Regions from separate parts of the Homo sapiens genome. Here region 1 is linked to region 2. A link is a contact called in ENCODE Hi-C or POLR2A ChIA-PET data. All regions are on one chromosome and are shown on one strand. Each heading gives the region's core, a stretch centred on a gene start or an enhancer-like site at or near the end of the contact. The rest is flanking DNA. Distances are from core to core; before and after follow the strand shown.

Region 1 (4,535 bases), core at 1,816-4,315, 72 kb before region 2:
TGACATGAGGGCACTTCCCGGTGGAGGGAGGTATAGGCTCCAGAAGCCAGTGCGGAGGGACCAAGGCTGAGTGGGAAGAATGGGGAAGAAGGGCATTGCCAGCCAAGACCCCATGATGGGGCTGGGCTGTGGGCAGTGAGGGGGTTCCTGAAGGGCCTGAGGGTTTATCCTAGTGGGCAGGAGCCATTACATGGTTGAGGCAGGCCCCTGACCTGTGTGTTCAGACACATTGCTTTACTGTCTGCGGAGAGTGTGGAAGGGGTTGGTTTAGGGGAGGGACAGAATCCTTCTGTTGTACCAGCCCTCGAGGGCTCTGATGGTAAAATCCTTCCCTTCTGTGCCCTCCCTTGCAAGATGCCTAGTCAGTGCCCCAGTGTCACATCCTCAGGCCTGGCCACGTGGGCTATGTGGGGTTGCAGCAGTCAGCCTGGCTTCACCCTGGGGCTTTGTGTACCCTCAAAGCCATGCGGATGGAAACCAGGGCTGGCCTGGGTCTCTGACTCACCCCCAATTCCCCCTCAGGTGGAGAAATCCCTGCAGCGCATCCAGAATGGGCAGCGCAATGCCATGTACACATCCCAGCAGAGTGTGGAGAACAAAGTGGGCGGCATCCCTGGCTGGCAGGCCCTCCTCACCGCTGTGGGCTTCCGGCTGGACCCCCCAACCAGTGGCCTGCCAGCGGCTGTCTTCTTCCCAACCTCCGACCCGGGCGACCGGCTCCAGCAGTGCAGCAGCACACTCCAGTCCCTGCTGGGTGAGCTGTGGGTGTAGGGCTGGGGCAACAGGCCTGGCTGACAGCAGGTGGAACAGTTGGTGGCCTTGGGCCCCGCATTCATGAGGATGCTGGATCTCCCAGCTAGGAGCAGGAGGGTGTCCTGAGAAATGGCAGGGGGTCCCAGATACAAGCATCTCCACACCTGGAGGAAACAAGTGCCATTTACCTGCTGTTTCCATCTGTGATGGCAGGCATCTGCGCCCCACTGGCGCTGCCCCTTCCCGGGATGATGGGAGGTCGTGCCGGCAGACACTGGCCACTACTGCCATTGTCATCAGCAGCTGTGGCCCCGATGAAGCTGTGCGGCCAACCCCAGGGTGAAGCTGGGTGCTTGACTAGGGGTGGTGCTGCCTGGGTCCTGGGAGTGTGGCCACGCCTAGAGGACTGCGGCAGGGTCAGGACTCAACCCACTTCCACCCACCTTCCTGGGAGACCACGCTGTCCTTTTCCAAGGCACACACAGACACACATGTCTAGCTGTGCTGAGCTTCTGAAAAATGCCACCGATGCCAAGGATTTAGGGTTCTTTCCCCTGGGAAGGTGGCAGGCTTTTGGGTGCAGAGGCCCTTCTGAATAACTTCTACCCTTTTTTCTTGGTTTAGGTCTGCCCAATCCTGCCCTCCAAGCCCTTTGCAAACTCATCACTGCCTCCGAGACGGGCGAGCAGCTCATCAGCCGGGTAAGTCGAGCCTGGAGGGCTGAGCCAGGGCCTGAGGCCCATGCTGATTTGGAAAGGCAGAGCAACTTGGCCCTAAATAGGAACCTGTAAGTGAATGCAGTCTCACCGCCTTTGTGATTCAAAGGAGAAGGTGAGGGCCGGGAGTAAGAGAATAGCCCTGCCTGGCAAGTGCTGTTTACCTGCTGTTTCCATCTGCGATGCCAAGGCATCCGTGCCAGCGGCACTGCCCCTTACCGGCATGATGGGAGGTCGTACCAGCAGACACTGGCTGCTATTGGCATTGTCATGGGCAGCTGTGGCCCTGATGAAGCTGTGCGGCCAACCCCAGGGTGAAGCTGGGTGCTTGACTCAGAGGGGCACAGAGGGGCAGGTTTGCATAGTGTTCTCATATGTGCTGAGCATCCAGGGCCTTCAGAGGATGCTTATGGGGCCCCTGTCACCTGTGGTCTCAGGGCATTTCCTGAAATCTCCACTCGGTGGTCTCCTGAACCTTGTCCTCCTCACCACCCACTTTTTCAGCTGATTGACGAGTGTTACAGCCACCCTCCCCAAGCCACCAGGTGTGGGGCCAGCCCACCAGGATGGCTGCAGGTGTTCCCACGCTTCTTTGATCAAAGTACTTAACCATGCCTGAAACAAGATAGTCACCAAGGCAAAGCAGTGAACCCAGGAGCAACTCTCATGCAAGACACTGCTTAGCAGATGTGCTTTCTTTTAGGAAAATACAGATCTAGTTCAGGAGTTCGGCGGGTTCCAGTTCTTAGCATCATGTAGGTCCTTTGCAGCTTGGCCTGGGAGCTTCTCAGTACCCATGCTGCACCACTGCGTTCTGGCCAGTGAGGGTCTGGACCAAGCCCCTGGGGGGACAGCTGTGGGAGCACTTCTGGAGGCTGGAGCAGCCCTTGAAGAGCACAGAGTTGCTTTTCTGGCCATTTTGGAGTGTAACAATTTGAAAAAGTAATATATGTTGTTATTAGAGATATTTGCCAGCAAATTTCACTGAAGTGGAAATATTTCTATGGAGAAATAAAGCTGCTCCATCTACTATTAGCCTCTGAAACACACTGAGTGCTACCTAGGGCTGTTTCCACCTGGATTTGGAACTTAGAACCAACAGTGACCTGTCCCCTTGGCTGAGTCCCTGCTCATTTTGTAATAAGTGTATTAACGCCTGCTCGTTGAATAGCATCAGGAAGACACTTCCAGAACACTGCATATTAAAGCATCCTGAACCCAGGCGGTCTAGAGGTCTGTGTTCTACAAAATCTGAAAGCCAAAATTATACTCCATTTGCAAGGCTGTGCTGAGAGGCCAAAAAGCCAGTTGCTTAATTTCTTGCTTTTGATGGGAGCACAGGGACTTTCTGCCTGATACGCTGTTGGGCCCTAGGGACATGTCCCGAGGCTGCCCCCAGTGGTGGCAGCTGGTGGACCTTTCCTGGCTCACTCAGGAACCAGGGACTTTGGTTTCCTGAGCTGGCTACAAACGCCCGCTGTGCTCTTTCCCTCCCGAGCCTCTACTGGCTGGGAAGGGAGGCCTGGCTGATGCTGCCCCTGAGCCCCTGGATCCGCACGCGGCTGGCCTGGGTGTGGCTGTCCGTTCTCCTGTGTGTCCCCTGCTGACTCTTGCTCCTCTCCCCTCCCAGTCAGAGCCGCGGGCCTGGTGTGGCGCTTCCTAAACAGTGATCAGCTCATGTTGCATAACAGCCTGTGCTTGAGTCTAAACTCTCTTCTTTCTCTCTTTCTTTCTTTTTCTTATAATCTGCTGGCCGAAGGCTGTTAAAAATATGGTTGGAATGGTGAGTACTACTTTAAGTAGCAACTGTTGTCAGGTGAGCCCCTCAACCCACCCACCCCCGAGTTCCCCTGGGCAGGCTCTGAGCTCGGGGTGCACGTGCTGTCAAACGGAGCCACACGGGCTGCGGCGCCCCCGCGGGTGCGCACTGCTGCTGGACTGGCGGCCCGTCCCCTTCTCTGCTCTGCCTCCCCTCTTCCTGCTCCGCCCTTCTTGCGTCCTTGATTTGACCTCCTGAGGTCCACCAGACAGCAGGGGCAGAACCAGCTTTCAGTGAGTGTCACTCTGTGAACCCACACACAGACCCCTGAGGAGAGGCCACAGACCCTGAAATCTGAAAGGAAATGGACACTTGAGTGGGTAATTCCTCGAGCTGTGAGGCTCTAAGATGTAACCGGGTTCCACTTCGCCATCCACCTCAAGGTCCTAAAGATGACTTAAGAAAGTGGGAGGTGGCCGGTCCCCTAACTCACCCCTTCTACTCTCCATGGCCTCTCCTGTGAGGCTCTCCCACGCCTGAGGGAAGACACAAGGCTGGAAGCAGAACCCGGCCCCGGCCCCAGGAGGCCACACAGCCTCTTGCCCCAATGCCCCATGAGCTTCCCACAGAGAGGACAGCAGGACAGTAGGTATGAATGCACCTGAAAAAGAATCTCAAATGCTACACTCATGAGAGGGTCATTAGCGATGCCAGTGACAGGTGACATAAGAATAATGGGTCGAGTCTTGAGGTGGGCTGGAGGGGAAGGAGACACAGGGTGCTCACGCTGTCCCCCCTTCCTCAGCTCCACCAGGTGCTGGTTCAGCTCCAGGCTGGCGAGAAGGAGCAGGACTTGGCATCAGCTCCCATTCAGGTCTCCATCAGCGTCCAGCTGTGGCGGCTCCCGGGATGCCACGAGTTCCTGGCAGCTCTAGGTAGGCAGAGAATCCTTGACTTAAATGGGTTCTTGAATTCCATCTTTTAAATCTCTGTTTTTCCTCCTGGTTTCTGTTGGGCAAAGTATCTCAGTGTCTTCTTAAAATATTATCTTAAAACAGTTAACTCAGGCTGGGTACAGTGGCTCACGCATGTAATCCTAGCACTTTGGGAGGCTGAGGGGGAGGAACACTTGAAGCCAGGTGTTTGAGTCCAGCCTGGGCAACACAGGGAGACCCCATCTCTACAAAAATTAAAAAAAATTAGCCGGGCATGGTGGTGCATGCCTGTAGTCTCAGTTACTCAGGAGGACTGAGGCAGAGGATCTCTCTTTTTCTTCCAAAAAAAAATTAACTTAGATTCCAGTGGTT
Region 2 (4,430 bases), core at 1-2,500:
ATAAGAGAAACTCGGTGACTCCAGGGACTGCCTTAGGAGAAAGTTTCTGGAAGTTCTGACATTCCAGAAACTTTCTCCTAAGGCAGTCCCTGGGAGTCACTGAGTCAGTCCATTTCCGTTATTTTTTTGGAGGCAGCCCTAACTCCACAGATGTATTCCACTATCAGATACACCAGATGTTTATACAAAAATGTTTTCGTGATATTTTAATCGTCTTAATAGCCTTTCAACAGGTTCTCATGGTTCTTAGAAGACAAATTCTTTACTATGGCCTAGTAATCCAGTTGGTCCCAGCTCATTTCCCACCCTCACTTAGGATGTTCTGGCCACATCTGCCCTCTAGCTGATCCTTGAACACCCTAGGCTTACTCCATCCTCGGGTCATATTTCCCTCCAACTGGAATGCCCCTCTCACATCCTAACAGGCTAGGCTCAAACACCGCCTCCTAAGACAGCCCTTGTCTTGAGTCCTCTGCTTCTCCCAGTACTCCACTGTATTCATAGCATAGCACTTCCCCACCACCCCAAATTCTCCCTGCTTTCTTTCCAAGTGAGTTGTCTCCTCTAGACTGTGAGCTTCTTGAGAACAGGGACTGTGTCTGCTTCTAGATGCATCCCCACTGCCTAGAACCGTGTCTGACACAGAGCAAGCCAGCGACCTCCGGGCTGCGGCTTTGAGGCCCACGGCGCTTTCGGTGTAACTGCGCGAACCAACTCCTGAACAGCCCGCTTTCCTGGGTCTCGAGGCCAAGGGCCTCTTTTCTCCCAGAGGGCCTCCGTCGGGAGTGCTGGCCGCTCATCCTGCCGAGTCACAGGTGAGGTTTAGGATTCTCCGCCGCGGTGGACCTCCACGAGACCGCGAAGCAGGTGAACGTCCTCCCGCGGAACCTGAGCTGCCAAGGGCTGGGGAGGGGAACAGAAGCTGGCGTCGGCTGCCTCCAGAACCTGTCAGGAGTCTTTTATGTGGACTATGGAGGTGAGGTGTCGGTCAAGGAGGTGGGCCCTGACTCGGAGCAGTGAGAGAGAGCAGAAAACCAGTCACCGCAAAACGGCTTCCAAAGAACCAACTGGAAAACTCACCGGAAAGCGTAGGCTGCCCAGACGCCCCGAGGGACCAAAGCTGAAGGGAGGAGCCCTCGTAAGCAGACAAGAGTGCGCGCGTCGAGCTTGCGCAGCCGCAGTAGAAGCCGCACGCTCTTCGGCAGGCTGCGCAACCGCAGTGGAGGCCTCGTGTGCCCGGGGTGGGGCACGAAACTGGGCGGAGCTAGGCCCCCTCGCGCGCTGACGCGACTGGTCGCGGCGGAAGGGTGTAAGCACGCAGGCGCGATGGTGGCTCGGGGGGGCAGGGAGGCGGGGCCGCGCAGGCGCTGTGAGAGGCGGTAGCGGCGGCGGCGGCGGTGGTATCGGCGGCAGCTGTGAGGGGGTTCCGGGAAGATGGTGCTGATCAAGGAATTGTGAGTGGGTCTGTGGGCGCGAGCGAGGCCGTGGGACGGCAGTGATGGGAGATTTGTTGATGGAGAAGTGGTAGGATATTCCTAAATCGGAGTCAGCCCTGTGTCAGCCCCTCCCTGCGGGCGCCCCCTCCCTCCCCCGGCCCCTTCGAAGCCCCTCAGCGAGTGCGCCCCTCGGCCCTCCAGGCATTGCCGTGGTAACACGCCCTCTCCCTTCCCCGGGGCGAAGGCGGCTGGGTCCCGGCCCGAGCGCATGGCTCGGGAAGGCGCGGCCGGGAGTTTCCGCTGGGACCCGCCTTCTCCCCAACCCCCCACCCCCAGGCTGGGTCTGGGCCCACCCCCAGGCCCGCCGGTGGGAAGGAGCCGCAGTCCGAGGGTGGGAGAGACACGTTGGTTCTGACTGTGATTTGTCGTCCGGGGTGGAGTCCCCTGGTAACCAGCGGGAGATGGGCTTGCCGGTTGAAGGCAGCCCTCGTGTCAGGACTCGCGGTGGGACGCTGGCGCCTTGAAGTTCGTGGTGGAGCCGGGATTCCGGAAAGCCTCCGCTCTCCTGGGCAGCTCCGCTGACTTGACGGGAGAGCCTTTTCTCTTTTTGGTTTCCGCATGTTTTAAGATGAGGTGACATCCCGGGCCCCACCTACTTTCTTAGAAGTTAACACGTGCTCTGTCAAATGGAGGGATTTCGAGGTGCATCCGACTGGCCAAGTGATTTTGTTGAAAAGTCACGGCTTTTCCTACTGGCAAGGACTGTAAACATTACGGAAATCTGCTTGCCTCTGAATGTTCGTCTGTCACAGCTGGTTCGTGTCGTCAGCATCCTTTGGGCAGCTAGGGAGGTCGAGTATGGCCCATTCGTTGGTTTTCAAATTCTTCATTTTAAATTCTTAGAAATATTTTTGGCTTAATTTAGCTTTTTTCAGACACCTTATTTTTAGTGTTCTTAAACCTCCTTTAAAAAGTCACTGATGCACTTCTCTGAGACTTAATACCTCCCAAAGACTCCCTGTCTCACCCAGAATAAAAGTCAAAGCCTCTGCAACAGCTACAAGGCTTTACACTTTTTTTTCCTGCCCTGATCTCATTTACTACCTTTTCCTTGCCCATTCCATCTTCGCAAGCTTCCTTGCTGTTCCTCTGCTACTCTAGAATAAGTTCAGTTCAAGACCTTTCCACCTGCTTTTGTTCCCTTTGCTTGAAGTGTTCTTCCCTTGGCACACTAACTCACCTTCTTCCAGGTCTTTGCTCAGACGTCACCTTCTCAGGGAATCCCTTTCTGAAGACCTAATTGTAGTTCCCACTATTTGGGGTGGTATTTGTCTTCCCTGCTTTATCGGTCTCCATAGTACTTATCACCATCCAACATGCCAATACAATTTATTATTATTATTTTTCTCCTACTAGTTGTGTTCTCTTTTTACATGTAAGGGCCATGAGTTTGTTTTGCTCACTCTCATATCCCCAGTTTTTAGAATAGTCCCTCGCATGTAATAGGTGCTCAGTAAATATTTGTTAATGAATTGATGAAAAATGATAACTTTGGTCAGTGACAGGGATTTTGAGAAGAGACATTTTGCCTTTTTTTGGTAGAGTGAAAATTCTCAATTAAAGCTTATTTATAGTACTGAATATTGGGTTTATATAAAACTTTTCTTCCAAGTCGTTTATACAGTGTATCAAACAAGTGTTCATTACTCTGACTTCTAGATGATGTGGGTAGATGGGTGGCAGACACTAAAACAAATGGAGAAAATAAGAAGGAAATTGACTTGGACCAAGTTACACAGCAAGTGAGTTGCAGAACTGATTTTAAATAGATCCAGTCATTTTTCTTTCATTGGAGTATTTCCTCCCTCCAAAAGTGTTACAGACACACAGTATTCAGTAGATCCCTTTGACAGTATGTGAGTAGTATGAAGCTAACTCTTGGAAAGCAGTTCCTATTGGGAATTTGCGCACTGTGCTTTTTGCAAACATTTGCTTTCATTATGAAGATTTAAATGTACCCAGATAATGAATGTTGACACGTGCCCAAAGTCTAATTATTTTTCCCAAAGAGTTATAAATTAAGTTTCTTGATGTTAACTCTTCATGTGTATCTCCCCTAGATTTTTTTTCCTCCTAGACTTTTTGAAGGTAGAAGCTGTTTCTTAAGTAATGTCGGTATCTAGCACAGCATCTAGGCCTAACATGCTCTAAAGAATTCAGTGTTGTTCAATGAAAAATTGATACTTCTTACTCTCAAGTCAACTTTCTAAAATTCTTGTTGGTTAGGAGCAATGAATAGCTTATTCCTATGTGAAGATATTGGTAACTAAAATACTTTGGCAAATGTTTGTTGTCTTATAAAATTCTTTTTTATTTTTATGTTTTTTTTTTGAGGCGGAGTCTCTGTTGCCCAGGCTGGAGTGCAGTGGCATGATCTCTGCTCACTGCAACCTCCGCCTCCCAGGTTCAAGCGATTTTCCTGCCTCAGCCTCCCAAGTAGCTGGGACTACAGGCGCACGCCACCATGACCGGCTAAATTTTTTGTATTTTTAGTAGAGACAGGGTTTCACCCTGCTGGCCAGGCTGGTCTGGAACTCATGACCTCAGGTGATCCGCCCACTAAGTGCTGGGATTACAGGTGTGAGTCACCGCACCTGGCCCTCTATTTATTTTTTTATAAGAATTAAAATGTTAGAAATGACTTTCGAGGTGGGCTGTTTCCCTTCAAGTTATTATTTAAGCAGTAGATGAAGTTACCATTAATGTAAAGTCCTGGTTTTAAAGAACTAGTTACTGATTCCATTTGGAAATTATTTTTATGAGGATTTTCAGACATTTGAACATTTTCAACTGGCACTGAAAGTTGAATACTGCTTTTAGAATAACAACAGAAAATCAAAGCCTGTATGTTCCTTTTCCCTTTTACTTGTTAAGCAAATCTTGAAGAAGTTACTTGACTCATTGTTCTGAATGTCTTAATCAGTCACTTTAATT

Evidence for each region. Hi-C counts contacts between places; a loop is a spot of excess contacts on that map. ChIA-PET counts read pairs that join two places held with the same protein, here RNA polymerase II (POLR2A). Pooled maps may share reads with other maps.
Region 1: a loop to region 2 is called in a map of heart left ventricle, with 6 times the contacts of the local background. The contact joins the enhancer-like site here to the promoter of TTC28-AS1 in region 2. A Hi-C loop is called at or near these places in 23 of 168 maps with a recorded cell type or tissue (G401, IMR-90, MCF 10A and 15 more) and 20 of 50 pooled maps. POLR2A ChIA-PET finds 5 or more read pairs at or near these places in 13 of 52 experiments (A549, AG04449, CD4-positive, alpha-beta T cell and 9 more).

Annotation. Positions count from the first base shown.
Region 1 is chr22:27,989,506-27,994,040 of GRCh38, reverse strand. TTC28 (tetratricopeptide repeat domain 28) reads left to right here. Exons shown (of 23, transcript NM_001145418.2): 18 at 523-754; 19 at 1,378-1,454; 20 at 3,229-3,252; 21 at 4,034-4,163. All of the region lies in intron 2 of TTC28-AS1 (TTC28 antisense RNA 1), which reads right to left. Among named protein-coding and RNA genes, the nearest start is that of MIR3199-1, 71 kb to the right of the region's middle. RefSeq lists enhancers at 167-686, 687-1,208. Within about 2 kb of position 3,065, at least 15 of the 41 ENCODE cell types and tissues checked have a DNase peak (open chromatin) inside an H3K27ac peak, as active enhancers do; they include OCI-LY7, ascending aorta, gastrocnemius medialis and 3 more, where a contact is called at or near this core.
Region 2 is chr22:27,916,196-27,920,625 of GRCh38, reverse strand. It overlaps TTC28-AS1 (TTC28 antisense RNA 1), which reads right to left and starts at 1,250. Exons shown (of 5, transcript NR_026963.1): 1 at 1,081-1,250. PITPNB (phosphatidylinositol transfer protein beta) reads left to right here and starts at 1,370. Exons shown (of 12, transcript NM_012399.5): 1 at 1,370-1,454. The coding sequence starts at 1,435. It overlaps MIR3199-1 (microRNA 3199-1), which reads left to right and starts at 14; the gene lies at 14-101. It overlaps MIR3199-2 (microRNA 3199-2), which reads right to left and starts at 100; the gene lies at 15-100. RefSeq lists enhancers at 850-1,029, 200-1,184, 1,185-2,170 and silencers at 1,340-1,409, 1,600-1,919.